Regions from separate parts of the Homo sapiens genome. Here all the other regions are linked to region 1. The links are chromatin contacts, found by Hi-C or POLR2A ChIA-PET in ENCODE. All regions are on one chromosome and are shown on one strand. Each heading gives the region's core, a stretch centred on a gene start or an enhancer-like site at or near the end of the contact. The rest is flanking DNA. Distances are from core to core; before and after follow the strand shown.

Region 1 (3,352 bases), core at 801-3,300:
AAAAAGACCAACACTTTTTTTTCTCCAAGTCATTTCTCTGGAAGTGAGATTATCTGTCTCTGCCCTTTAGGAAAAGGGAATAGTCAATTGATTTTTTCAGACATTTGAATGAAATAGCATAACTGGCTAACATCTAATCAGACAAAATACACTTAAATGTGTTTGTGTTCACTTGCTTAGGGCTGTACCACTTGGTGAGCACCACTCCACAAAACGAAAATGTTTGAAATCCAATTGTTCAAACATTTTTATAGTGTTTGTTGGATAATGGCCTGAAATTTGATAAAAGCAGCTGACAACTAACAAAGAAGCAAAAACTGGCATCTTGGACATCCTAGTATTACACTTGCAAGCAATTAGAACACAAGGAGGGCCAAGGAAAAAGTTTAGCTTTGAATCACTTCCAAATCTACTGATTTTGAGGTTCCGCAGTAGTTCTAACAAAACTTTTCAGACAATGTTAACTTTCGATTAAGAAAGAAAAAAACCCCAAACATCTTCAGGAATTCCATGCCAGGTTCAGTCTCTTCCAGTGAGCCCGCTTGCTAAAAGTCCACGTGCACCATTAATTAGCTGGGCTGGCAGCACCATGTAAAAAGAAGCCTATTCACCACCAACCACACAGCCTAGACATGTAAAGTAGGATCAAGTAATGGATGACAACCATGGTCGTGGAATATGGTCAATGAGAGTCAGAAAAGTACAGGCACCAGTACAAGCAGCAGATAACAGAGTTGACGGGCCAAAGGATAAAATAGGCTTATTTAAATAGGATGCTACAGAACACATCCACTCCTAATTGTAGCTGCTTTACACTGGGTGCCATTGTACCATATGCATCAGCCACCCTTCAGGCACCCCATGGTGAAAGAAAAGGATTCAGAATAGAAGCCAAGCAGGGGACTGTTGTTAACCCCGAATATCCATTATGCATAGAAACAGCTCACATATCCCAGGGACTCAAACAGGGCTTCAAAATGGTTGTGAAGGGTCCCAAATGACATCTAGGCCTCAGTTTCCTCTCTGTAGCATGAAGAAATTGTGATTCTTAACTCTTCTGGGTCACAGCCCCCTTGGAAAACTTGCTAGCGATGGATCATCATTCCCCTAAAACGCACATTCCCACAAATTCCCATCATTCCCCCAAACCGCACATTCCCACAATTTCAGGAAGTTTGGGGATCCCCAACTCCAATCCAAGGTTCCCAGGTTCAAAACCCAAGGATTGGGGAACTGCTAAGTTTTCTTACAACTCAAAAAAAATTATAAACAATAACCATCCTTTACGTACACCCACGCTTTATAGTTTACAAAGCGATTTCAACCCCACACACATTGATAGGCAGAGGAGGAAACTGAGGCGCAGACAAATTACAGAGTGACTCGCCTAAGGTCACTCCGCCAACTGGTGGCTAGGCCCGGAAGAAAACCCAGCTCTTCCGACTCCGGAGCTCGTCTCCCCACCCCGGGGCTGCCGCCAGAGCTCCCGCCCCTCACTAAGGCGGCATAAGGAGGAAAAGGCAAAGTAGAAATCCCACAACCAACCATCCTCCGGCCCCCTCCTGCCCCCCCAACTGGGTCCTTGCAGGCCCCGAAGGGTGGCGCCAGGCCTCCAAGCCGGCCCCGGCCACCCCCGCCTCCCCGGCCGCTCCAAATCCCGCGGCCGCTGCCGCCGCCGCCTCCCCCGGAGCGGGGCGGAGCAGCTGCCCGCCGCCGCCGACCACCCGGACGACTCCTCGTCGAATCGCAAACGCATAGGCCGCCGCCCGAGTTCTGCGTACGAGAAGAAAGACGCGGCGCGAGCGCCAACGGCCACCGGGCGCGCGCCGCGGCGGCCGGGCCTGCGCCCCAAGAGCTGGATGCCAGAGCAGGAGAAAGAGCCGCCAACCGATCGCTCGATCGACCGCACGCCCGTTCCTTCGCCCTACCAGACCCGGGAGGGGGGGAGGGCGCGCCAGGGCTTCTTCGATTTAGGGGCCTGACTCCCCGGCGACGAGACAAGATGGCTCCTCCGGTCCGCACCGCAGCTACCGTCCCGGCTGCGTCGCTCGGCCCGCCCCCGGTACTGTTTCTTTAAATGGCGGAGAGGGTCAGGAAAGCAGGAAGAGAGGCGCACGCTGTCACGTGACAGGGGCGGGACCGGCCAACCAAGATCCGGTCACATGGGGACACGCAGCCCGCCAATCAGGAGGCTGTACATCAGGGCGGGGGCGGGAGGAGCTGCAGCTTTGTGATTGGCTGAATGCTCCGCGGAGGCCTCGGGGGCTTGGGGCGTCGGGGAGTGTGCGAGGTGGCCGGGGCTGTGTGCACTATCGGAGACAAAGCGGTGGCTGTGGTGTCTGTGACGGCGGCGGCAGAGCAGCTCTAAACGCCGAATTTCGTGTTGCTGAATCCTGTCACCATCTCAACTAGCGCGGCGCGCGGGCGGCGCGCGGGCGGCGGCGGAGGCAGCGGCGGCGGCGGCGGAGGCGGCAGCAGCACATGGTTCCAAGAGCGCTCTGCGGCTGTTGGGTTCCAATTCCGCGGGGAGGGACAAAGGCAGTTGTGAGATCCGGGTAGTGCCCGGTCAGGTGGTGCGCTCGCCACTGCCCTCGATCCGGTCCTTGGAAGCCGGGAGTAGCTCCTCTTCGTGGGGAGGCGGCCACGGGACCGAGGCCCGGGAAGGGCCTGGGAGGCTGAGGCTGTTGTCTGAGGGACGTGGGGGCGGGGCGCGGCCTGCCCGAGGTGCTGTGGGCGGGTCATTTGTGAGGTGTTTATGTGGGCCAAGTGTGAGGTAATCTGACCACCACCCTGAACTGGGTTTGGTCCGGCTTTGAAAAAAGAAATCGTGAGTGCCTAGGAGCTTTTTCACTTGGGAGGTGGTGAAGCTGCAACTTGCGCCATATAACACTCCGTCGACATCTTGGTCTCCGGTCTTGGGCCTGTTTAAGAATCCTGGCATCACGTGTGGCGAAGACATGGCTGATCAGTTTTCTGACAGAAGTGGGTAAATTTCCGCGTTGGTAAATTTCCTGACAGGAAATTTCGGGGAACCAAAAAAGGCTGGAAGAACATGAAGATGGAGCAGTCATAAACCACCCACTCAAGGACCATCTCCTTCAGGACCATCCACACGAGACTCAGATTGTCTGAATTGAGCTATCGCAACTTAATGCTAAAAGCTCCTTAAAGCTACAGATTTATGACATAGTTCCTTCCAAAATATTACATCATAAATCATTGAGAAGATTAAAAAAAAACACTTGAAGAAATTGTAGTTTTAAACATCTCTGCATATATTTTGGATAGCTACTAGGTTACTTTAACTGTCATTAAGGAGCACAGACTTACTGAAGCTTTACTGGACAGAATC
Region 2 (3,352 bases), core at 294-2,793, 1.7 Mb after region 1:
AGGCTTTTGCAGAGCAGAAGAGGGTGGATAGGGCACCTAGGAAACCACTTCCCACCGGGAGGTTAGCTGTGGTATTTCAGTCCTCTCTTCTACCGGCACTCTTTGGTATCCACTCTTTGGTATCCCGGCACGAACAGCCAACACTTACCTGTTTATTGACCACAGATGGGGAGAATTCTTAAACTGTCCTTAAGTTGCTGGATTCTGGACTCCAAAAACTCTGGAGTGCCCAGAACTTTTCCTGTCTTCCTTCTCATCTTCTCCCACTGTCTCTAAGGCCTGGAACCAGGTGGCCTGAGAATACCCCCGGGGCAAAAATGCTCCACCCTGCCAATTTTCGCGGGTTAGTGTACCCACAGATTGCGAACTGCAGGTGATGGCTAGGCGACACTCTTAAACGCTCCTTCCATCAAGGACCACTCTACTCCCATTTTGGAGTTCCCAACCGGGGCTTGCTTGCAAGTGCCTTTAAGATTGCTTCTACTGGCCTTTTTTCCCCTCTCCTCTGTCGACCTACGAAATCAACAGGCCTGCCGGCCTAACGCAGGCGAATAAACGTGCGAGGCCACTGCTGAAACATAATTCAAATGAAGGCTCGGCCTTTTGTTCCTCCTAGGTCAGAGAGACCAGAAATATCTTTCTGGTAGCGTTTCTCGTCTCTCGACCCAGGCTGGCCTTATTATACAACGGATGTCCCTCGGCGTTTGCAGAAAAAGGGCCCTGGGAAGCCACTTAATTGGTTTTGGGGGAGGGGAGGACGTGGATTAATAACGATAAAAATGGAGAAGCCCAAGAAAGCGGCAAACTGGGGGCCCTGGAGGAGGGAAGCACATTCTGTCTAAAGCCCAGGCGAGCAGAAGTTCGGCTTGGGGCTGGAAGCCACAGAGGGGGCAGCTCGGCAGCGCCAGACGCCCCAGCCGACTGGGTCTTAAGGATGACGGGGCTCCCGCTCATAGGCCGGCACCCCTCGGCCCACAAATCCACGGTATCTTTATTTGCTTTTTCCCCTGGTTTCTCAGGAAACCCTGAAAACGGGGAGGGAGGCCTCACAGGGACAGCAGCCTGCGGGCCCCCCGGCGGTTTCATAGTGACCGGCTTGAGGCCTGGCCAAATCCTCCCCTTCACGCAGGGCCTCGAAGGCCGCAGGCCCCGCCCACGTGGCGGGAGGCCCGGAGCTCAGGGCGCGAGGACCGCCACACAATGGAGGCCAAGGCGGGCCCCGCGCGCCCCCGCCGCAGCAAGCCCCCCGCGCGCCACGGGCGCCGGAAGATTCCAGAACCGGCCCGCCCGGTTGGGGGAGGGGAGAGGAATGCGGATCCCCGAGCTCGTCGGGCCGCGGCGGGTGCCTCAACCCCCTCTCGGCAACTCCACTCAGTCTTCCCAGCCAAGCCCAGAGACGAACGACCCCCAGTTTGGGCGTTCCGGCTACCGCCGGCGCGACCGCAGTTCCACCATACTCACCCGTGGACGCCATTTTCTCTCCTTCCTCCTCGTTCTCTCAACGTCCGTCTCCCTCTCGCTTTCCCTCTAGGCGCCGCACTGCGCAGGCGCAAATCTCGCAACCCCGGGCGCGACCATCGGGCCAGGCCACGGGGGTGGGGTCAGGAGGGATGAACCACCGCTTACTCGTTCTTCGCGTCCGCAACTCTTGTCCCAGTCCTCTCTAAAGAGCGCCCGACGTGACACTCGGGCCAAAATAGCATCTAAGGGGCCAGAGCGGGGGTGAGCGGGTCTCAGCGTGAAACCGGAGAGGCTCTCAGCACGAGACTAGGCTGTTTGGAATGGTTCCGTCCGCTGGCTCTAGGGACGGTCGCTGAAGAGTCGGCCCTGCAGGGAGACGGAGATCGGCGGGAGGGCTGGGGGAAGGGACCCGGACTAGAACAACTGCTGACTAATCCGCGGGCCGCGGGGAATGGGTGGCGCGCCAGCCGGTCGGCAGGGGTCACGCGGCCGGGTGTGCGCGGAATGGATTCAGGGTTCTCGGGTCGCGCCCGGGAGCTAGAGTCCTGACTCCCAGCCGGGGTCCCCGACCGGCCTTTCGGGGTTGCCGGGCGCGCTCTGCAGTGAGTACCCGGGACGCGTGGCCCGGGCCAGCGGGGAAGGGTCCCCAAGGCCGGTCGGCTGGGTGGGAGGCCTCGAACGCCGTGCCTGGCCCCGAGACCCTATCCCCGGTAACGGTCGAGGTGGAGCAGGCCCTTTAATCATCCCTCATCCGATATCCTTGTTTCTACAGAAGGGGAAACTGAGGCCCAAGGAAATTGAGTATCTCTGCAAAGTCACCAGCTGAGTTCGAACCAGACAGATCCTGGGACCCCCTACTCTATCCGCCACCGGAAGAATCTCCGTCCTTGTCTTTCCATTCTGCCCTCCCGGCTTCCCAGTAAGGTAGGCAGGGCCTGGTGGTGCACTGCCCCGTTTCATAGATTGAAGAAAGTGAGGTCCAGGGGGCTCAAGTCCCAGTTCCGAGTGTCCACGGGTAAGCCCTTCACCCTTGCTAAGGTGCCCAGAGCTGGGGAATGGTTGTGAGGTGTCGATGCAGGAGGAGGTTTACGGTGGGTGCCTTGGCCCCAAACCCTGCCTCCAGGCAAGGCTGACCCTGCCCACCTTCCTGGACCTCTAGCCCCAGCCCCCTAGGTGGATGCCCGGGTCCGCGAAGGGCAGGGTTCACCTTCAAATCCCTCGGCAGGACCAGGAGCCAAGCTAGTGTCCTTTTTTCAGTGAACATATATAAAGCACTGGCTGTGTGCTGTGAATACCCTGGGGAATGTGGGGTTGGATCAGAGGAGCCATGAGCTCAGACCACCTGCCTAGGGAGACAGACTGGCCAAGCTGTGCTCCTAAGGATAAGATCCATGATGTTAGGGGGCCAGAGGAGGGGAAGGGATATTTGAGCTGGGCTTCCAAGGGTGAAATAGGAGTTTGCCTGCTGGCAAAATGGAGGGAAGGACAATGCAGGCAGAGGAGCTTTCCACATTTTTCCTGCAGGAAACTGGTAGATGTGGAGAAGGCGCTTGGCAGGGGAGCAAATTAGGCAGCCTTCTTGTCTCTCTGGGATCCTGCTTCCTGCCCTGAATCAGCTCAGTGGGAGTCCTGGGACCGAGAGGCCTGACCAGGGGTGAAGACCTACAGGCCCTGGAGGACAGGCTGGATGCAAGAGAACAGCACGGGGGAGAAGGCCTTGCTTTGGTGGGCAGGGAAAGGCCATGTTTGAGGGCCAAAGCTGGGACCAGCTAGGCTGGAGCAGCCACCTCCATATTGAGGCCTTCTCGATGGGCCAGTTGGTGGCTACAGACGCCTGCCATGATTAGTGCGGATTGCTATGGTTTATGGAGGAAGAGTTGTGGGCCAGGGC
Region 3 (3,352 bases), core at 405-2,904, 1.5 Mb before region 1:
CGTGCCCTTTTGGGCAGTCATATTGAGTTTCACGTCCTTTCAAGACTGCCTAATTTAAAAATAATAAAATATATATATACTTGGTAATACCTTTAAAAAATAAGTTTGAAGATTTATTCAATCTTCTACTCGTAACCTACTGGTAACGATGCCAGTATGTAAAACACACAGGTTTAACAACAAGAAATAACAGTAGGCATGTCACTTACTATAATGTTTAAAAGGAGTTATGTCAGTATCTTATTTAGGGTTTTTTTTTTAATCAGGAAGAAAACAGGCTTACTTTCAATCTAATAATGTCTTAACCAGGAAAATGAAAGGGCGAGAAGTTCAGAATAACGGCCTCATTTTACCCAATTCCCTAAAAATAAGGTGAAAACGTAGGAAGGTTTGCTTTTGTTTTGAAGAATTCACCTAAAAATCCCCAGGGAACATCTTTTTCATTTTTCCTTAGCACACTCAAGTTTCAAATTCACTAGCTCAGTATTTGAAGAGGACCACTCTTACCTTGCCGCTTTACTCCCAAATTATTGTCCCCAAAAAGTATCTTTTAGGGAAACAAAGCAGCTTCACCTGCAGTCCCACAAACCAATAACAGAATATGATCCTTTCTCAACTTTACTGCCCCCAAACTGCAAGCTCTCAAGATCAACGTTTGCCTCAGTTTTAGCAAAAAAGCAACATTTCACCCAAGAAAATGAAATGGTCTGAAACACGCCTACACGCTGTCCTTTCTAAAACTTTTCGGCGGCGAAGTCCAAGCGCTCACCGCGGTGCTCGGCGCATGAACACAACAGAATCTAAAATTGTTGCCGCTTCACAGCAGCGATACAAGCTACCGGTGGCCTCGGATTGAGGGCAGATTTTTAACTTCTAGCAATTTCCAAACTTTTTCATTGAAATACTCCAACAGCTGAAGAAATTAACTCGGACCCCTCACAGTCCAGAAAGGTTTAACCCAAGCCAAGCTCATCATTTCCAACTTGAAATCTAACCAGTTGTGGAAATTGTGCGTTCCCTCCTCTCCCTGGTTCCGTTTACTGCAAAACCAGAAGCCATGACTCACCGAGGAGGGGACCAGAGCCCCCGGGAGGCCGGGCCATGTTCTCCAGGAGCCGGACCCCAGCCGACCACCCGCGCTTCCCGTCGCCTGCACCCTCCGGCTCCGCGACGCCCGGAAGAGCCCGGGCCTCCCGTGAAGGCCCCCCCGGCGTCCCCGCACTTGGCCTATCGCCCGGCCACGCCCGCGCCTGCAGCCCACAGATGACGCCAACCCGCCCTGCACCCACCCCAAGCACTCCCCACTCCCCGCGGGCCGCCCAGCCCCGGCCCCAGCGTACCTGTACCCCCAGGTGCACAGCAGGGACTGCCTCAGGTGCGAGCGCAAATGCCCCAGCGTCGGCTCCGTCTCGGGCACCTCCAGCGGCCAGGTCCGCTTCAGAAGCCGCACCCGCAGCCTCATGACGGCGGCAGGCGGCCCGAGGGGCCTGGACCCGGAAGCGGCGACGGGGACGGCGGCGGGGCCGAGCAGCTCCCGCCCCAAACGGCGACGACCCCGGACTGGCGACTACCGGAGCTGAGGGGTAGCTGAGGCGAAACGGGGAAAGAGCCCCGCCACAGTGGCCGCCCTGCCACTCGGTCTCTGGAATAGAGCGCCCGCCCCTCTCCTGAGGGCGCCTCCTGGAGCCGACCCCGAGAGCTGGAGGCGGGCAGGCGGCCTAAAGGAACCGGGCCTCTCGGGGTCGGCCGATCGATGACTCCGCGCGCAACGGCGCTGCCTGAGAGCGCGGGCACAGTGCGCAGGCGCCGAGATGCGGCCGCTCGCTGGCATCCCAGATTTTCCGCGGCGGTGGCTGGGACTCCCAGTACTTACTCCCTGTGTGCGTGGAACAACGGTAGCGCTGATAGGGATGCTGCAGACAGACAATACAGTCGCCACTCCCCAGGACCAAGTGTCACCCCCTTTCTTCCGTGGCCCTCAGTTCCAGCGGCATCTGCTCTGAGAAGCCTTAGGTTAATCCTTAGGTTGGCCGGGCGCGGTGGCTCACGCCTGTAATCCCAGCACTTTGGGAGGCCGAGGCGGGTGGATCGTTTGAGCCCAGGAGTTCGAGACCAGCCTGGGCAACATGGTGAAACCCCCCCCCCCATCTCTACAAAAAATACAAAAAATTAGGTGTGGTGGCGCCTGCCTGTAGTCCCAGCTAGTTGGGTGGCTGAGGCGGGAGGGTCGATTGAGCCCGGAGGTCGAGGCCTCAATGAGCTGTGATCGCACCACTGCACCTCAGCCTGGTTCCACAGAACGAGACCCTGTCTCAAAAAAAAAGTAGAACTATTTGTAGCCAGTAATCTATGTCCGACAGTTTATTAGAACTCTGTGGCTGCATAACAATCACCCCAAAGTTTAACGCAATAAACATTTGTTGTCCCACAGGTTTTAGAGGTAAAGGGATTTGGGGATGCGTGGCTGGGTGGTTCTGTCTCCAGGTCTCCCATGAGATTACAAACTGTAGGCCAGGGCAGCAGTTATTGACTAGGGCTGGAGGATCGGCCTCCAGGATGGCACAGTCATGACTGTTGGCCAGAGACCTGTTTTCACCACGTGAACCTCCCCATAGGGCTGTTTGAGTGTCCCCATGACATGGCAGCTGGCTTCCTTCAGAGCAGGTGATCCCAGAGAGACCAAGGTATAAGCCACAATGTCTTTTATGACCTAGCTCCAGAGGTCACATACGGCTTTTGTCATATTTACAAACCAACCCTATGTGTGAGAGGATCCAGCCAAAGGTATGAATGCCAACAGACAGGGATCGCTGCGGGCCATCCTGGAGGCTGGCTACCATAGAGGGTCTAACTAATGATAACTTAGATGAGAGAGAGTATCAAGTTTCGTCCTTGTGTGATAACCATAGTCCAAATCCTTAGAGTCAAATAAAGTTTCTCCCAATAGGTGGCAGCACTTGTCCACATCCTGCCCTTGATTCTGCAAATAAATATGTATTGATTGCCTACTTTGTGACAGATACCCCACATGCTGGAGACTCAAGAGACCAAAAAGACATGTTTCTGCCCATGCAAAGTTTACAGTTGAGTGAATCAGCTCTTTCAGTAGAGTGTAAAAAGTCTCTGCTTTATGATAGACATAAATACAGACCTGAGGAATGGGATTGTTAGAAATGTTTGTTTTTTGATGTTGTAAAGAAATAGCACTTGAATATAAATTTAATTTTTTTAGCAAGGCCATTTTTATTTTTTGTAGAAAGGGTATACTCGCCAGCAGTTTTGTCACGAGAGTACACCGAACAAAGGAGACAGGGTCATATATAACCTGATGTGTCCACTTTACTGCTGTGTC
Region 4 (3,352 bases), core at 572-3,071, 1.4 Mb before region 1:
TGTTTGTTTGTTTGGGGCAAGAAAGATTCTAGGACAAGAGCTAGGCATGTACTTCTGACCAGGTGGGTAAGCAACTCTAAGTCTGTATTTGTATTGGTCATTCTCAGTGGAAATCCCTTAGGCCCTCTAGTGGTTTTCCCCTACCTGCATATTGGTTTTCATGTTTTATATTCACTGTTACTATCTTCTGTGTTTAATTAAAATTGTTTTCTATCAACTTCAATCTTGGTTTTTTTATTTGAGAAATGGCCTGCCCTGAATTTTTAAAAAATAAAATAAGAGGCCAGCCACAGTAGGCCATGCCTGTAATCCCAGCACTTTAGGAGGCCAAGGTGGGCGGATCATGAGGTCAAGAGGTCGAGACTATCCTGGCCAACATGGTGAAACCCAGTCTCTACTAAAAATACAAAAATTAACTGGGAGTGGTGGCACGCACCTGTAGTCCCAGCTGCTTGGGAGGCTGAGGCAGGAGAATCGCTTGAACCTGGGAGGCGGAGGTTGCAGTGAGCCGAGATGGCACCACTGCACTCCAGCCTGGCGACAGAGCAAGACTCCAACTCAAAAAAATAATAAAATAAAATAAGACATAGAAAAGGGAAGAGACCTAAGGTTGCACAGACATCAAGGCTTGATTTTAAAAGAGAATTCTTTACCTCTGAAATCTTTCCAAGAAGGAACAGGGTAACCACAGGAAACTCTAAAAGTTGTATCACTTCAAGCTTTGGGATTTTTCACCCACCACAGATTCAATGAAATGGCAGTGCAGAGTACTAAACTCAGACAATTCATAACTGAGAATGATATTAATGTGTCAGAGCACCTAATCAATGGGGAGAAATTGGGGCAGAAGAGAAGAAAAGCGGAACCAGTGTAGATAATGCAACAAATGAATGGAAACTACATACTGTTTTTTGCAGCACTTACAGTCTAGTGGGGGAATGGAAAGAGGAGAGCTGTTTATAGAGTGCTTGCCGTGTGCCAAGCCCCGTGCTGATTACCCCTCCAGTGTCACTTCATTTAGCCTTCTACTCAAGAAAGAATTATGATCCCATTTTAGAGATGACGAAACAGAGATAAGAGGGGTTAATCACACCAAGTCAGTAAATGGCACAGATAGAAATTGAATCTTGCGTCTTTCTAATCCCAAAGTTGCAGTTGTTGACATGAGGCCGAACTGGAAACTGAAATCACTTAAAGCTCACTTACCACTATGAACAAGAGACACGGCGTATAAAAGCATGATTAAAGAGGTCTTGATCATCAAATGCGGCTAGACTGGGGAGTTTTGGCGATCCATAAGGGCTGTGATTTGATCATTTTGTAGTATATGTCTGGCCACAATAGATGCACCCACAAGTGTTTGTCAGAATAAATGATAAGCTGCCATGCTTCATTCTTTGGGATGCTCCTTTCTGACCAAAAAAGTTATTTGGTGTATATCCAGATTCATTCTGAAACATAAATGTTCAGCTATGGTATTTACTCAAACAGGTTTTTCTTTCTCAGCTGCTGGCGTTATCTTTTTCCCCTCCCAGCTGAGGGTGTAAACTCCAAGCCAATGCACCGAACCTGACCCAGACTCAAGGTGTTTTCATAAGCTGCTGAAAAGCATTTCCAAAACAAAAGATAACTAGATTATACTTTAAACTTCTGGATTTCGCTTAGCTGTAGTTTAGAGGAAATCGACTAATAAAGATCCTAAAGTTATACACTACAGGACAGTACAACTTAACCAGAGGAAAGACATTGGCCTGAAGAATTTTGAGCCTCGGCGCTTGCCGTTGCTCATCTGCTGCGGCGCTGGTCGCGCCTGCGCTTTGGTTCTTGGAAGGCGGTGCTCTGAGAAGCCGGACTACGCGGCAGCGGCTCTTCAAAGCGGAGCCGGGAGTTTTTGCTACAGTTTTCGCCACCATGAGTCGCAGCTATAATGATGAGCTGCAGTTCTTGGAGAAGATCAATAAAAACTGCTGGAGGATCAAGAAGGGCTTCGTGCCCAACATGCAGGTAAGGCAGGAGAGCAAATGGCGGGGCCTTCCGTGCTCCGTCCCCGGCCCGGCCGGCGTCCACTGCGCCCTCTGGACCTCCCCTGACCACTGGGTCCGCCCCGGCCCCTTGCAGAGTTTCCCTCATCCCGTCCTTCTCCCCTCACGGTTCTGGGGCCGCCCAACCTGTTCCGGCACCACCTCCCGCCAGGAGAGGTCCCCGAACCACGAGGACAAGCTAAGTGCGGTGGATATGGGAATCTAAATAAATACGAAATTGGGGTTTCCAAAGCGTTTTCACAGATCAGTCTCATAAACGTATCGTGAGCTGTTTTACGTTCACAGAAACTTCAGTGATCTTTTCCAGGGTGGAACAGCCAGCCCCAGGTTCATTTGCTGGGACTGGAATTCACCTCCTCTGAGTCATGCTGGTTATTTAAATAACGTTTACAAACCTTTGTTCACTAAACCAGGTTTTCAGCATTCAGTATCGCATGTTGGTTTTTAATAAAGCGATGTCATTTCTTGCAGTAGCGCAGGGCAGGGCCTGTTTGATTTTAATATTCACTTCACAGAAGGACCTCGAGGATCTGTCGGTGACATAGCTTCCTCTACCCACCTAGGAAGAAGCTCAGCCAGGACTTGATGTCCGGTTTACTTCTTTGACGTCCCAGATGGAGACTTGAGGGCTCAGGATCATCAGATAGTTTGAAAGCCTGGGCTCTGTATCTCTCGGCCTTCATCACCATCTGTGCTCATATTTTTATTAATGTGAAAAAAGAAAACGTTTATGAAGTTTTGCAACGTATTTTTAAATAGTTTTTGAAATCCCTGAAGGTGCCAAGTAAATGCTTCAAAGGTTTACCGTCTCGTCTCACGTCTTGGTAAACAGCTCCCAATAGTCACTCCATTCTTTTATTCAGAATCAAAGCTTACTGAGTTTCCCTTGTTGGCAAGTCACTTACACTGAGGGAAGAAAAAGCGCACGGGGATAAATCTGTGTTCTGTTTGCTGTTTGGCCACTTTCTTTGTGTGGAAACCGTTACCCTGAAGGAAGGAATAGAAAATCTAACATAGGGAGAGCGCAGTGGTTCATGGCCTGTAATCCCAACGCTTTGGGAGGCCAAGGCGGGAAGATCCTTTGTGCCTAGGACTTTGGAGACCTGCCTGGGCAATATAGTGGGACCCTGTCTCTACAAAAAAAATTTAATTAGCCAGGCGGGGTGGTGTGCACCACAGCTACTCAGGAGGCTGAGGCAGGGGGATCGCTTGAGCCTGGGAGATCTTGGCTGCAGTGACCCGTGATCATTCTAAACTGCACTCCAGCCTAGGTGACAGAGTGAGTCTCAAAAAAAAAAAAAAAGAAAAGA
Region 5 (3,352 bases), core at 579-3,078, 1.4 Mb after region 1:
GGCTCACATCTGTAATCGCACCACTTTCCCACCACTTTGGGAGGCCCAGGTCGGCTGGTCACGAGGTCAGGAGTTCGAGATCAGCCTGCCCAATATGGTGAAACCCTGTCTCTACTAAAAATAGAAAAATTAGCCAGACGAGGTGGCGCACGCCTGTAATCCCAGCTACCTGGAAGGCTGAAGCAGGAGAATCACTTGAACCTGGAAGTGGAGGTGGCAGTGAGACAAGATCGCGCCATTGCACTCTAGCCCGGTGCACTCTGGGTGACAGAGCGAGACTCCGTCTCAAAAAAAAAAAAAAAAAAAAAATTAGCCAGGTGTGGTGGCACACGCCTGTGGTCCCAGCTACTCGAGAGGCTGAGGCAGGAGGACTGATTGAGCCAGGGAGGTTGGTCAGGGTTGCAGTAAGCCATGATCACACTACTGCATGCCAGCCTCGGTGACAGAGTGAGATTCTGTCTCAAAACGAAACAAAACAAAAAAGAATTTTCACCAGTTTTACAGAGGAATGGGTTCCTTAAGCTGTCATGCTGGAAGCTGATCTTATCTAAGGCTGCTTTTGTGTTACAATGGTAGAGTTGAAGAGTTGAATAACTCCAACAGAGATTCTCTAGTCTACAAAGTTGAAAATATTTACTATGTGGTCCTGTACAGAAAAAGCATGCCAACCCTTGCTTACTGCTGCCAATGCTGCTGGTCCACAAACCACACTTTTAGCAGCAAGAACTTAAATTACTTGAGAAGCAGTACTGTACGGGCTGTGAGCTTGGTTCAAAACCCCACCTTGCCATTTACTAGATAAATGGGTTTGTTCTGAGGATTAAATGTGCAAATGTCTAGCACTTTGAAAATACTGAACAATTGATAGCTGTTATCATCATGTTGGAAACTATGTGGAAAGTAAGTATGAGATGTTATATCGTTCTTCAAAGGGTTTTTTTTCCCAGAATATGCAAGCTTTAGAAAAGGGAAACAAGTATTGGCTTTCCAATAAACAAGACGCAACTTCTAATACCTGGGTACATAACAATATTACCTAATGAAAGAATAAACTTTCAAGCTTTTAAGCGTAAGCCTAACTTAAGCCTGACACTGAAATCCTGAATTTTCTATCACAGGAGCATCCAGCTTCTTCCAATAACAATGAATGAAAATAACCTTCAGGAAATGCCAAAACCCAAAAGTCCTATGAAAAAAAGCAGCAATCATCTTTAACATGAGGTTTTGGGCCTAGTTGGCCCTTCCGGTTCTGCCCGTCTCTAGCTACACCCATAAGATGATATAAAGAGAACCTCTCGAGCTTCCACCTCGACTGTCACCGCAGCAGTCGGGGCTGCCGGCCGGTTACCTCGCAATTGAACTCCATCTCGGCGTCCATGGTGACGATCCTCACGGTGAACGTCTTGGGTTGCTTCCTCTTGAGAGAGCTGAAGCTCATGCGGGAAGCGATGGCCCCGGCCATGGCGCGGGGCTCAGGCCCGGGACCCTCGCGCCCCACGGCCTGCACTCTGAGCCCTTTAGCCCCCCTGGAGTTGCTGCACAGGCCTCAGGGCCACCATGGTGGCCGGCTGCCCGGCCCGGGAACGGTCTGGGCTGCGCGGGTCCCCAGCGGCCAGCATGGGCCGCGAGGACCCTGCCTGAGCGGAAAGGGGAGTTGGGGGACGGGCCCTGACGGCTGCAGGGAGGGCACAGGAGCCGGGACCTTCGGTGCAGGCGCGACCCGGCACTCCGGGATTCGGGCCGGAGATGCCGGGGACGCCTCGGGACGGGACCCCTAGACGGCAGCGGCCCAGACTCCGCGCGCCTCTCAGCGGCCGACTAGGGTCACGGGGCCGCGCTGCATCGGGCGCGTACGCGCGCGCGTGGCTGTCACCGTCCTCACTCCGCGCGCCCGCGGGAAGCGCACCCTCCCCACAGCCCGGGGCCTGCTCCCGGCCCCGCCCTCAGGTCGCCCAGACCACTACGCGCAGCGCAACCGAACCGGAGGCTGACGCATAGATGCTGCGATTGGCTGGGAAGGCCAAGGTAGGCAGGACTTTCCCGCTCCGTCCCGCCTCCTTTGGGGTGACTCCACCAATGGAAAGTTTCACTCTAACTGCAAAAAAAGCAGGCCTAGGCTCGGCGTTGAGTGGCTACAGTGGCAGTCACTCTGAATGCTTTTGTGCCTACTCTAACAAGACTGGTTGAGGCGGCGGACCTCTGCTGACCTTACCCGGGAAACCACTTAGAGGCTGGATCCGGGGCGAGGGGAATTGGGTCCTTCGTTGGCCCAGGGAGGGACTCTTCGGTTCAAGTAGGCTCCGAGTGTGGCGCCCCAGGGGACTGCGTTTCGGACACACGGCGAATATTCTTCTTTGGCAGTTAATCACATATACCGACCCCTATGAAACTTTAAAGACACTTGTGGAGGCCTGTTAGGTTTGCTGGCACTTTCCCGCCAGATCCCTCTGCTTCCCTTTAGAATTATTATTATTATTGTTATTATTATTATTATTAATTATTATTATTATTGGGACGGAGTTTCGCTCTTGTTGCCCAGGCTGGAGTGCAGTGGCGCGATCTCGGCTCACTGCAACCTCCGCCTCCCGGGTTCAAGCGATTTTCCGGCGTCAGCCTCCCGAGTAGCTGGGATTACAGGTATGCGTCACCACGCCCGGCTAATTTTGTATTTTTATTAGAGACGGGGTTTCTCCATGTTCGTCAGGCTGGTCTCGAACCTCAGGTGATCCGCCCGCCTCGGCCTCCCGAAGTGCTAGGATTACAGGCGTGAGCCACCACGCCCCGCCTAGAATTATTATTGGTTATACCTACCTCGTGAGGTTGTTGAATTTCAGCGCACTGAATACATATAAGGCTTTAGAGCTGAGCCTGGCATCCTATGAAATTGCTGAATTTGGGTTGAAAATGAAAGCATTCTTTATTTTATACTCTATGATGCCCATTTTTGAACCGTATTCATGTATTATTTATTTAGTGTCATCAAGGGTTCTAACGGGTGTAGGGGGGATAATTACACCTTTCTGTACTTAGATAATAAATTCTATTTTAAAATAGCTCTTAGTAGTCAAATAGGGACAATTTACTGTGTTTTTTCGTTTGTTTTTTGTTTTGAGACAGAGTTTCGCTCTTGTTGCCCAGGCTGGAGTACAATGGGGCGGTCTCGGCTCTCTGCAACCTCCGCCTCCCGGGTTCAAGCAATTCTCCTGCCTCAGCCTCCCCAGTAGTTGGGATTACAGGCACCCGCCACCACGCCCGGCTAATTTTTGTATTTTTAGTAGGGACGGGGTTTCACCATGTTAGCCAGGCTGGTCTCAAACTTCTGACCTCAGGTGATCTGCCCACCTTGGCCTCC
Region 6 (3,352 bases), core at 418-2,917, 1.2 Mb after region 1:
TTACTGAAGAGATTATAAGTGCGTAGTCCCAAAATATTTCACCATGAGCCATTTAAGACATTTCCTGGGACCTAAATTGGCTGAAATTCTCATTCCCAGAAGCACAAGAGGTTGAGCACAGTGGCTCACGCCTGTAATCCCAGTACTTTAGAAGGCTAAGGCAGGAGGACTGCCTGAGCTCAGGAATTCAAGACCAGCCTGGGCAACATGGTGAAACCCCATCTCTACAAAAAATACAAAAATTAGCTGGGCGTGGTGGCGCATGCCTGTGGTCCCAGCTACTCAGGAGGCTGAGGTGGGAAGATCACTTGAACCCAGGAGGTCAAGGCTGCAGTGAGCTGTGATCATGCCACTGCACTCCAACCTGGGCGACAGAGTGAGATCCTGTCTCAAAAAAACAAAACAAAACAAAAAAAAGCACAAGGAAAATGGGTGAGTTATAACAACATACTTGGATGTCTCTCCAGATCAATGGGAGTGGTTAACAGAACCACTTGCAAGAGATGGGACAGTAGCAATGCTTTCATATGGGGCAGGAAGTTGCACTGGTCACAGGCAGCATAGCACTAGTGGACAGTGCCTTCCCGGGCTGCAGAGTCAGACAGTCTCAAATTAAAAACACAAGTGAGTGGTGGAACAGGGCTATATGTATAAGGCCTACTCCAGCACAGTCATAATTTAGCGATATAAAGCATGCACTGCACCTAGCACAGTGCATGATACATAAAAGTCAAAAATGTGTTGCGATTCCTACCTCATGCTTCCACTTTCTCCTGAGGAATGTAAGCAATGATTATTTTTCAGTGGTACCACCTACCAGGCATGTGGCACCCTGCCTGCATCTCATGTAATCCTCACAATCGTGCTCAGGTTACTATTAATATCTCCATCTCACAGTTAAAACGGAGTTCAGAGAAGAAACTTGCTCAACTTAATGCCACAGTTAAGTGACAAGGACCAGTGTTCCTATCCAAGGCTTTCTGATTTCATAGCCCCCACTCTCAACCATTAATACCAACTGTCTACGTGGGAAGCCTTGGGGACCAGAAGCGCCGTCTGAAACTTCAGCCACGGCGTCTAAGGTGTCTAACGTCCTTTTCACGACCGTCGCCTGCTCAAATCTGCCCTTGAAACTCTGAGAGACAGGGGTCCCGTTTCTGGCCCTGACTTGCCCCTGGCTTCCTGTGCAGCTAGTAAGTCCTTTGCTCTCACTAGCCTTTAGTTTTTGCTTCTGATAATGGGCAAGTGGGTATGTAGGGTGGCACACAGCAATACTTACAACCCCTGCAAAATGAAATATATTAACCTCGCTTAACGTTTTAGAATTCACATCAAGCCAAGGGGACAGACGGCGGACTCGAGACAGAAGACGCCGACGGTTTACCCCTTACCCCCTTCCTGGTAAAAGTATACTGAGTCCCATCCCACCTCTACTCCACTGTCACCCCTCAGGCGGGTCCAAGGTCAGGGATGGCACAGGCCCTCACCCCCTCGTTGATGTGGTCGTAGATAGCGTCCGCGCCTTGATCGAAGGCGCGCTCGAAGAACATGACGCCCACGATGATGGTGAGGGCGAAGGTGGAGGTCCTGCGGAACAGCAGGGAGTACAATTTCGAAGTCAACGTCGCGGCCGCCATGTTTCTTCACAGTCCAACTCGCGCCACCGCGCCTGCGCTGGGGCCGACCTCGTTCCCCAAAGGCCCTAGACGTGCAACACTTTATGGGATTTGTAGTTCCTCTGAATCTCAGCCTTCGTGTTTTGAACCACAGAGGTATTCCTATCCTGGGAATGAGGAAAAAAACTCAAAAGGTTCATATCAGGACAGCCCAGATAATCTGATAAGATTTATTACCCAATTTTTCTTCTCCAGAATTCCTGGCTGTTAGAATATGTCAAACTACAACTCCCAGAAGCCCTCGCGCGCCATCACCTTCTCCCCGCCCTCCGCCCAGTCCCGGCTTAGATTCCCAAAGCTCTCTGGGAAGGGCGAACTGATGGCCAAGGCGAGACTACGAATCCCAGCAAGCAGTACGCGACGCGAGGACGCAGGAGGAGGAGCCCGGAGCTGCAGCCACCGGGGAGCCAGGTACCTTCCGCGAGACGTCGAGGGGCGAGTCCTAGTCTCTTTTCTCCGCACTGGAAGACTTGAACACTTCCTTCTCTGTGCGTACGCCCTGCGGCGGGACGCACCATTTCTTGGGATAGGGTGTGGATAGAGGGGCGAGGGCAGCTGGGTTCCCGAGACCCTGGCTCAACTCTTCGCCTTGTCCCCTGCACCAGCCCCAAGTCTAGGCCAGGAGCTGGAGCCTGCGGCAAAAGTCTTGTCCTGGAGGTTAAACCCTTCACCCTGGATTAAGGGCAGGGACGGATCTGCCCTGCTTCCTGTTCCTCTCACCCCTGGGCTTCGCACCGGGCAACCCTGGTTTGGAAGGCTGGAGACTTGGAACCTGCTTGGGATTGAAAAGAGCAAGGGCTTTGGAGTACCTGGGGCATTCAACAGATGTTTTCCCAGCGCCTGTTCTGGTCCCTGCTCTGGGGACCCAGCAGTGAACAAAGTCCTTGCTCTCACAGAGCGCTCAATCTACGGAGTGGGCGGGTGGGGAGATGCAGTACAGCAAACAGATAGTGCTTTGGTTGACTGGAGAGGCAGTGGTGGTGACATTGCACCCTGGGTAGCTGCTCTGGGGGGTGACACTTGACTAGAGACCTGAATGAATAGTAGAGTTGAACAGGAAAACGTTGGTGCAAAGGCCTTGAGGCAGCTACAGTCCTGGGATGTTTGAGGGAAAGAAGTAGAGTGGACTGTGAAGAGGTTGACTCCGGTCAGCTCATGTCTGGCCTTGGAACCCACCTTACGGAGTCTTGTTTTCTTTGGTTTTTGTTTTTAGAGACAGGGTCTCACTGTGTTGCCCAGGCTGGTCTCCAACTCCTGGGCTCAAGCAATCTTCCTGCCTCGCCCCCCAAGGTGCGTGAGCCACCGCGTCTGGCCAAGGAGTCTTGTCTTTTTCTAGTTGCACTAGGAGGCCATTGAAGGGTTTTCAGGAGAAATGCGACAAGATTTAATGTGCACTTTAATGTCATCATCCTGGCTGGTCTATGGAGAGTGGACCGCAAGGGGGAAGTTATTGTAGTAGATCATTTGAGGGAAGATGGGTGGTTATTTATTTGAGATGGAGTCTCGGTCTGTCGTCCAGACTGGAGTGTAGTGGTGCTATCTCGGCTTACTGCAACCTCCGCCTCCCGGGTTCAAGTGATTCTCCTGCTTCAGCCTCCCGAGTGGCTGGGATTACAGGCGCCTGCCACCATGCCTGGCTAATTTTTTTTTTTAGTAGAGACAGGGTTTCACCATGT
Region 7 (3,352 bases), core at 853-3,352, 1.1 Mb after region 1:
CTACAGGCATGCACCAGCATGCCTGGCTAATTTTAAATTTTTTTTTGTAGAGACGAAGTCTCGCTATGTTGCCTAAGATGGCCTCAGACTTCTGGGCTCAAGCAATCTTCCCACCTTAGCCCCCCGAAGTGTTGGGATTATAGGCATGAGCCACGGTGCCCGGCCCCTATTGCCTTCTTTTATTTATTTATTTATTTTTAATTTTTAGAGACTGGGTCTTGCTATGTTGCTCAGGCTCAATTTGAACTCCTAGGCGCAAACAATCCTCCTGCTTCAGCCTCCCAACCTGCTGGAACCATAAGCATGTGCCACCACTCTTGGCTTCCCTATTAACTTTTAGGCTTGCATGCTTTGATGAAGCAGGCTGCTACACTGGAGAAGCCTACGTGACAAGCCTTTAGCCAAAATCCAGCTAGGAACTGAGACCCTTAGTCCAACAACCATTAAGGAACTGAATTTAGCCACTAGACATGGGAAGCAGATCCTTTTTGAGTTGAGCCTTTAAATGAGACTCCAGCCCTGGCCGATATCTTGATTGCAGTCTTGTGGGTGACCCTGATGCAGAGGAGCCAGCTATGCCATCCTCAGATTCCTGGCCCACAGAAAATGTGAGATAATAAATATGTTTGTTGGCCAGGTGTGGTGGCTCACGCCTGTAACCCCAGCACTTTGGAAGGCTGAGGCAGGCGGATCACGACGTCAAGAGATCGAGACCATCCTGGCCAACATGGTGAAACTCCGTCTCTACTAAAAATACAAAAATTAGCTGGGCCTGGTGGCTCATGCCTGTAGTCCTGCCTACTTGGGAGGCTGAGGCAGGAGAATCGCTTGAACCCACTGTAACCTCCGGGAGGCAGAGGTTACAGTGAGCCAAGATCACACCACTGCACTCCAGCCTGGTGACAGAGTGAGACTCTGTCTCAAAATAAATAAATAAATAAATGTGTTTGTTATAAGTGGCAAGCAGTGTGTTGTTATAAGTTTGTGGTAATATGTTATGCAGCAATACAAAACTAATATAATATCCAGCCCCTCTCATCTCATTTCTGGTTTACAGCCCATCTCTCCTATTTCCTTAGCACCCTGCATTCATCACACTGACTCATTGCTATTGGTTTTCTTGCACTTCCTATCCTGTAAGCCCCTTGAAGACAGGCACTGAACTAAGCATTCCTTGTAGCCCTAGTGCAGATAGCAGGGGTTGGCAGGAGTGTCCTGGGAAATATTTCACAATCCCAGGGTGGGGTTGTGTTCTCCATTCGGGGGCTTCTATAACACCCCAATAATGATGGTGGTTGGTTTTGAATTCTTACTGTGTACCAGGCACTGAGATGAAGCCAGGAATGTGTGTTCTTAACAAGTTTTCTGTGATGATTCTGATCCATAGTCAGGCTTAGGAACCACTAAACCTACATTACCTGAGACATTCTGTAGAAAAAATTGCATCCTTCTCTTAGGATAGCTATACTTGTAACTTCCTTAAACAAAACAGAACAAAACTGTATTGCATACATACAGAAAAATGCACAAATCTTAAGCGTACAATTTGATGAATTTTCCAAAGTGAACACATCTACATGGCTACCACCGAGATGAAGACAGGGGGTGACCCCAGCCTCACTTGTGGCCCCTCCCAGCCCACAGCCCCAGAGGAAACCACCAATTTTAACACCATCACTACTCATGAGTTCTGTCTGTTCTAGAATTTCCCGTAAATGAAATCGCAGTCTGTACTTGTACATCTGCTTAACATTATGTTCGTGCTTTTGACTTGTTAAAATTTCTCTTCTGGATTAAATATGTAAAACGGTGACTAAGGAGGTCGGGCAGAAGGTGGAAGCCTGGGATTCCGAGACGTCCTCTCAGGTGCCATACTTGGATTTCCCGAGAGGTGTAATCACACAGCCCGCCCTCAGCTGACCTATTCTCTGCTTAAGCAGGAAGGGAGATAGGAGGGGAAGGGGGCGTGGCTACAGACGCCGAGTGTGGGGCGGAGTCTTAAGAAGAGAGGCGCAACCCGGGTCCGGCTTCCCGGCGGTAGTTTGCTCGGCTCTGGGGGCGGGGCCAGGCCGAGACTTCCTGTCTGCTCCTGCGGAATCGCAGTTTGACCCCGGAAGTGCGGGCGCTCAGGGAGCTGTCACCGTGGTCGGCGGCGGCGGCGGCGGCGGCGGCACAGAGCCGGTGGTGGAGCCGCCGAGGTGAGTGCGTGGCTGGTCCCTGCCAGATGCAGGGCAAGGGACCCCGGAGGAGCCGCGGCTATGCCTTGGGCAGCCTTGGCTCTCCCATCCTCTGGCCTCCATTGCGGGGCCCACGCTTACGCTACCTGAGGGGTTGTGAGCCGCCTCTCGAGACTTGGCCGCCAGGGTCAGGAGCCACGGGTTCGAAGTTCGGCCCCAGAGTGGCGTTGGACCAGCCACGATCCCCCCACGTCCTCACACCCGGGGCTTCAGTTTCCTCAGGGTTCATTCATTCGTTCAGCAAATATTTGTGGAGTGCTTCCTATGTGCCAGACACAGATCTAGACATTGGGGATACAAAGAAAGCAAGACAGACAAGGCTTCTGCCCTCATGGAGCTTACAGTCTAGTGGGAGGAGATGGTCAACGACAAGCAAATGCACAAGGTCATTAAAGCTATGACAGTAACTGGGAGAGTGGATACTATAGGCAGAGCCATCAGAAGGTCTCTGAGGAGAGTAGTATTTAATTGAGAGACTAGAGGAATGATGACAAAGAGGCTGAGGGAGCAGTAGCCCCGGGGATGCTCCCAGGCCATATTGCAATTGGGTGCTTGTAGGGAGCTCCCCCTCCCTTTCTTAGCTTTTGGCTTTTGCTGTCCTGCCTGGCAGGGGAATACAGTGGTGGGCACAGACATAGTCATGATTATTGTTTGTCCTTTTGGAGCTCAAAGTTCAGATTGTCCAGTTAATTTATTTTTTCCCCCCAAGACGGGGTCTTGCTCTGTCGCCCAGGCTGGAGTGCAGTGGCGTGATCTCGTCCCACTGCAACCTCCGCCTCCCGGGTTCAAGCGATTCTCCTGCCTCAGCCTCCTGAGTAGCTAGGATTACAGGCATGCACCACCACGCCCTGCTAATTTTTTTTTTTTTTTTCGGTAGAGACGGGGTTTCACCTTGCTAGCCAGGATGGTCTCGATCTCCTGGCCTCGTGATCCGCCCGCCTTGGCCTCCCAAAGCGCTGGGATTACAGGCGTGAGCCATCGCGCCCAGCCCTGCCTACTTAATTTGTACCCGTGCTTTAGACAAAAACTCAGGTCTTCCTTGACATCACTTCTTCCTCAAGCCAGGTCTCTCTTTTAAATGCTGCCACAGCTTCATGAGCCTTATCTACATAGCT

The links. A loop is a pair of places that touch in the nucleus more often than their neighbours do. ChIA-PET counts read pairs that join two places held with the same protein, here RNA polymerase II (POLR2A). Pooled maps may share reads with other maps.
Region 2: a loop to region 1 is called in a pooled map, with 25 times the contacts of the local background. The contact joins the promoter of EWSR1 here to the promoter of TUG1 in region 1. A Hi-C loop is called at or near these places in 1 of 37 single-sample maps with no recorded cell type and 9 of 50 pooled maps. POLR2A ChIA-PET finds 5 or more read pairs at or near these places in 1 of 52 experiments (K562).
Region 3: a loop to region 1 is called in a map of CD14-positive monocyte, with 7 times the contacts of the local background. The contact joins the promoter of FBXO7 here to the promoter of TUG1 in region 1. A Hi-C loop is called at or near these places in 2 of 168 maps with a recorded cell type or tissue (CD14-positive monocyte and CD4-positive, alpha-beta T cell), 6 of 37 single-sample maps with no recorded cell type and 9 of 50 pooled maps. POLR2A ChIA-PET finds 5 or more read pairs at or near these places in 1 of 52 experiments (CD4-positive, alpha-beta memory T cell).
Region 4: a map of B cell shows a loop between it and region 1 (8-fold over the local background). The contact joins the promoter of RTCB here to the promoter of TUG1 in region 1. A Hi-C loop is called at or near these places in 2 of 168 maps with a recorded cell type or tissue (B cell and CD8-positive, alpha-beta T cell) and 5 of 50 pooled maps.
Region 5: a map of naive thymus-derived CD4-positive, alpha-beta T cell shows a loop between it and region 1 (27-fold over the local background). The contact joins the promoter of NF2 here to the promoter of TUG1 in region 1. A Hi-C loop is called at or near these places in 1 of 168 maps with a recorded cell type or tissue (naive thymus-derived CD4-positive, alpha-beta T cell) and 8 of 50 pooled maps. POLR2A ChIA-PET finds 5 or more read pairs at or near these places in 1 of 52 experiments (A549).
Region 6: a map of CD8-positive, alpha-beta T cell shows a loop between it and region 1 (7-fold over the local background). The contact joins the promoter of UQCR10 here to the promoter of TUG1 in region 1. A Hi-C loop is called at or near these places in 1 of 168 maps with a recorded cell type or tissue (CD8-positive, alpha-beta T cell), 2 of 37 single-sample maps with no recorded cell type and 9 of 50 pooled maps. POLR2A ChIA-PET finds 5 or more read pairs at or near these places in 1 of 52 experiments (activated CD4-positive, alpha-beta memory T cell).
Region 7: a map of B cell shows a loop between it and region 1 (15-fold over the local background). The contact joins the promoter of ASCC2 here to the promoter of TUG1 in region 1. A Hi-C loop is called at or near these places in 1 of 168 maps with a recorded cell type or tissue (B cell) and 8 of 50 pooled maps. POLR2A ChIA-PET finds 5 or more read pairs at or near these places in 1 of 52 experiments (activated CD8-positive, alpha-beta T cell).

Annotation. Positions count from the first base shown.
Region 1 is chr22:30,967,963-30,971,314 of GRCh38, reverse strand. It overlaps TUG1 (taurine up-regulated 1), which reads right to left and starts at 2,050. Exons shown (of 3, transcript NM_001396518.1): 1 at 1-2,050. The coding sequence starts at 1,958. The coding sequence ends at 1,497. It overlaps MORC2 (MORC family CW-type zinc finger 2), which reads left to right and starts at 2,541. Exons shown (of 26, transcript NM_001303256.3): 1 at 2,541-3,352. RefSeq lists a silencer at 1,530-1,779 and an enhancer at 1,810-2,139.
Region 2 is chr22:29,266,459-29,269,810 of GRCh38, reverse strand. EWSR1 (EWS RNA binding protein 1) reads right to left here and starts at 1,543. Exons shown (of 17, transcript NM_005243.4): 1 at 1,462-1,543. The coding sequence starts at 1,474. RHBDD3 (rhomboid domain containing 3) reads left to right here and starts at 1,830. Exons shown (of 7, transcript NM_012265.3): 1 at 1,830-2,063; 2 at 2,234-2,385. RefSeq lists a silencer at 1,198-1,287 and enhancers at 1,458-1,517, 1,628-1,687, 1,080-1,951.
Region 3 is chr22:32,473,113-32,476,464 of GRCh38, reverse strand. FBXO7 (F-box protein 7) reads right to left here and starts at 1,654. Exons shown (of 9, transcript NM_012179.4): 1 at 1,341-1,654. The coding sequence starts at 1,462. RefSeq lists enhancers at 1,138-1,307, 893-1,393, 1,562-1,731, 1,394-1,894, 2,620-2,679 and silencers at 1,064-1,373, 1,384-1,573.
Region 4 is chr22:32,410,716-32,414,067 of GRCh38, reverse strand. RTCB (RNA 2',3'-cyclic phosphate and 5'-OH ligase) reads left to right here and starts at 1,821. Exons shown (of 12, transcript NM_014306.5): 1 at 1,821-2,004. The coding sequence starts at 1,912. BPIFC (BPI fold containing family C) reads left to right here. Exons shown (of 17, transcript NM_174932.3): 17 at 1-223. RefSeq lists an enhancer at 1,672-1,851.
Region 5 is chr22:29,602,109-29,605,460 of GRCh38, reverse strand. It overlaps NF2 (NF2, moesin-ezrin-radixin like (MERLIN) tumor suppressor), which reads right to left and starts at 1,828. Exons shown (of 16, transcript NM_000268.4): 1 at 1,349-1,828. The coding sequence starts at 1,462. RefSeq lists a silencer at 1,483-2,062 and an enhancer at 2,313-2,442.
Region 6 is chr22:29,765,684-29,769,035 of GRCh38, reverse strand. It overlaps UQCR10 (ubiquinol-cytochrome c reductase, complex III subunit X), which reads right to left and starts at 1,667. Exons shown (of 2, transcript NM_013387.4): 1 at 1,488-1,667. The coding sequence starts at 1,637. It overlaps ZMAT5 (zinc finger matrin-type 5), which reads left to right and starts at 2,029. Exons shown (of 6, transcript NM_001003692.2): 1 at 2,029-2,164. RefSeq lists enhancers at 1,536-1,585, 1,495-2,144, 1,946-2,175, 2,145-2,794.
Region 7 is chr22:29,837,024-29,840,375 of GRCh38, reverse strand. It overlaps ASCC2 (activating signal cointegrator 1 complex subunit 2), which reads left to right and starts at 2,102. Exons shown (of 20, transcript NM_032204.5): 1 at 2,102-2,198. RefSeq lists an enhancer at 1,770-1,829.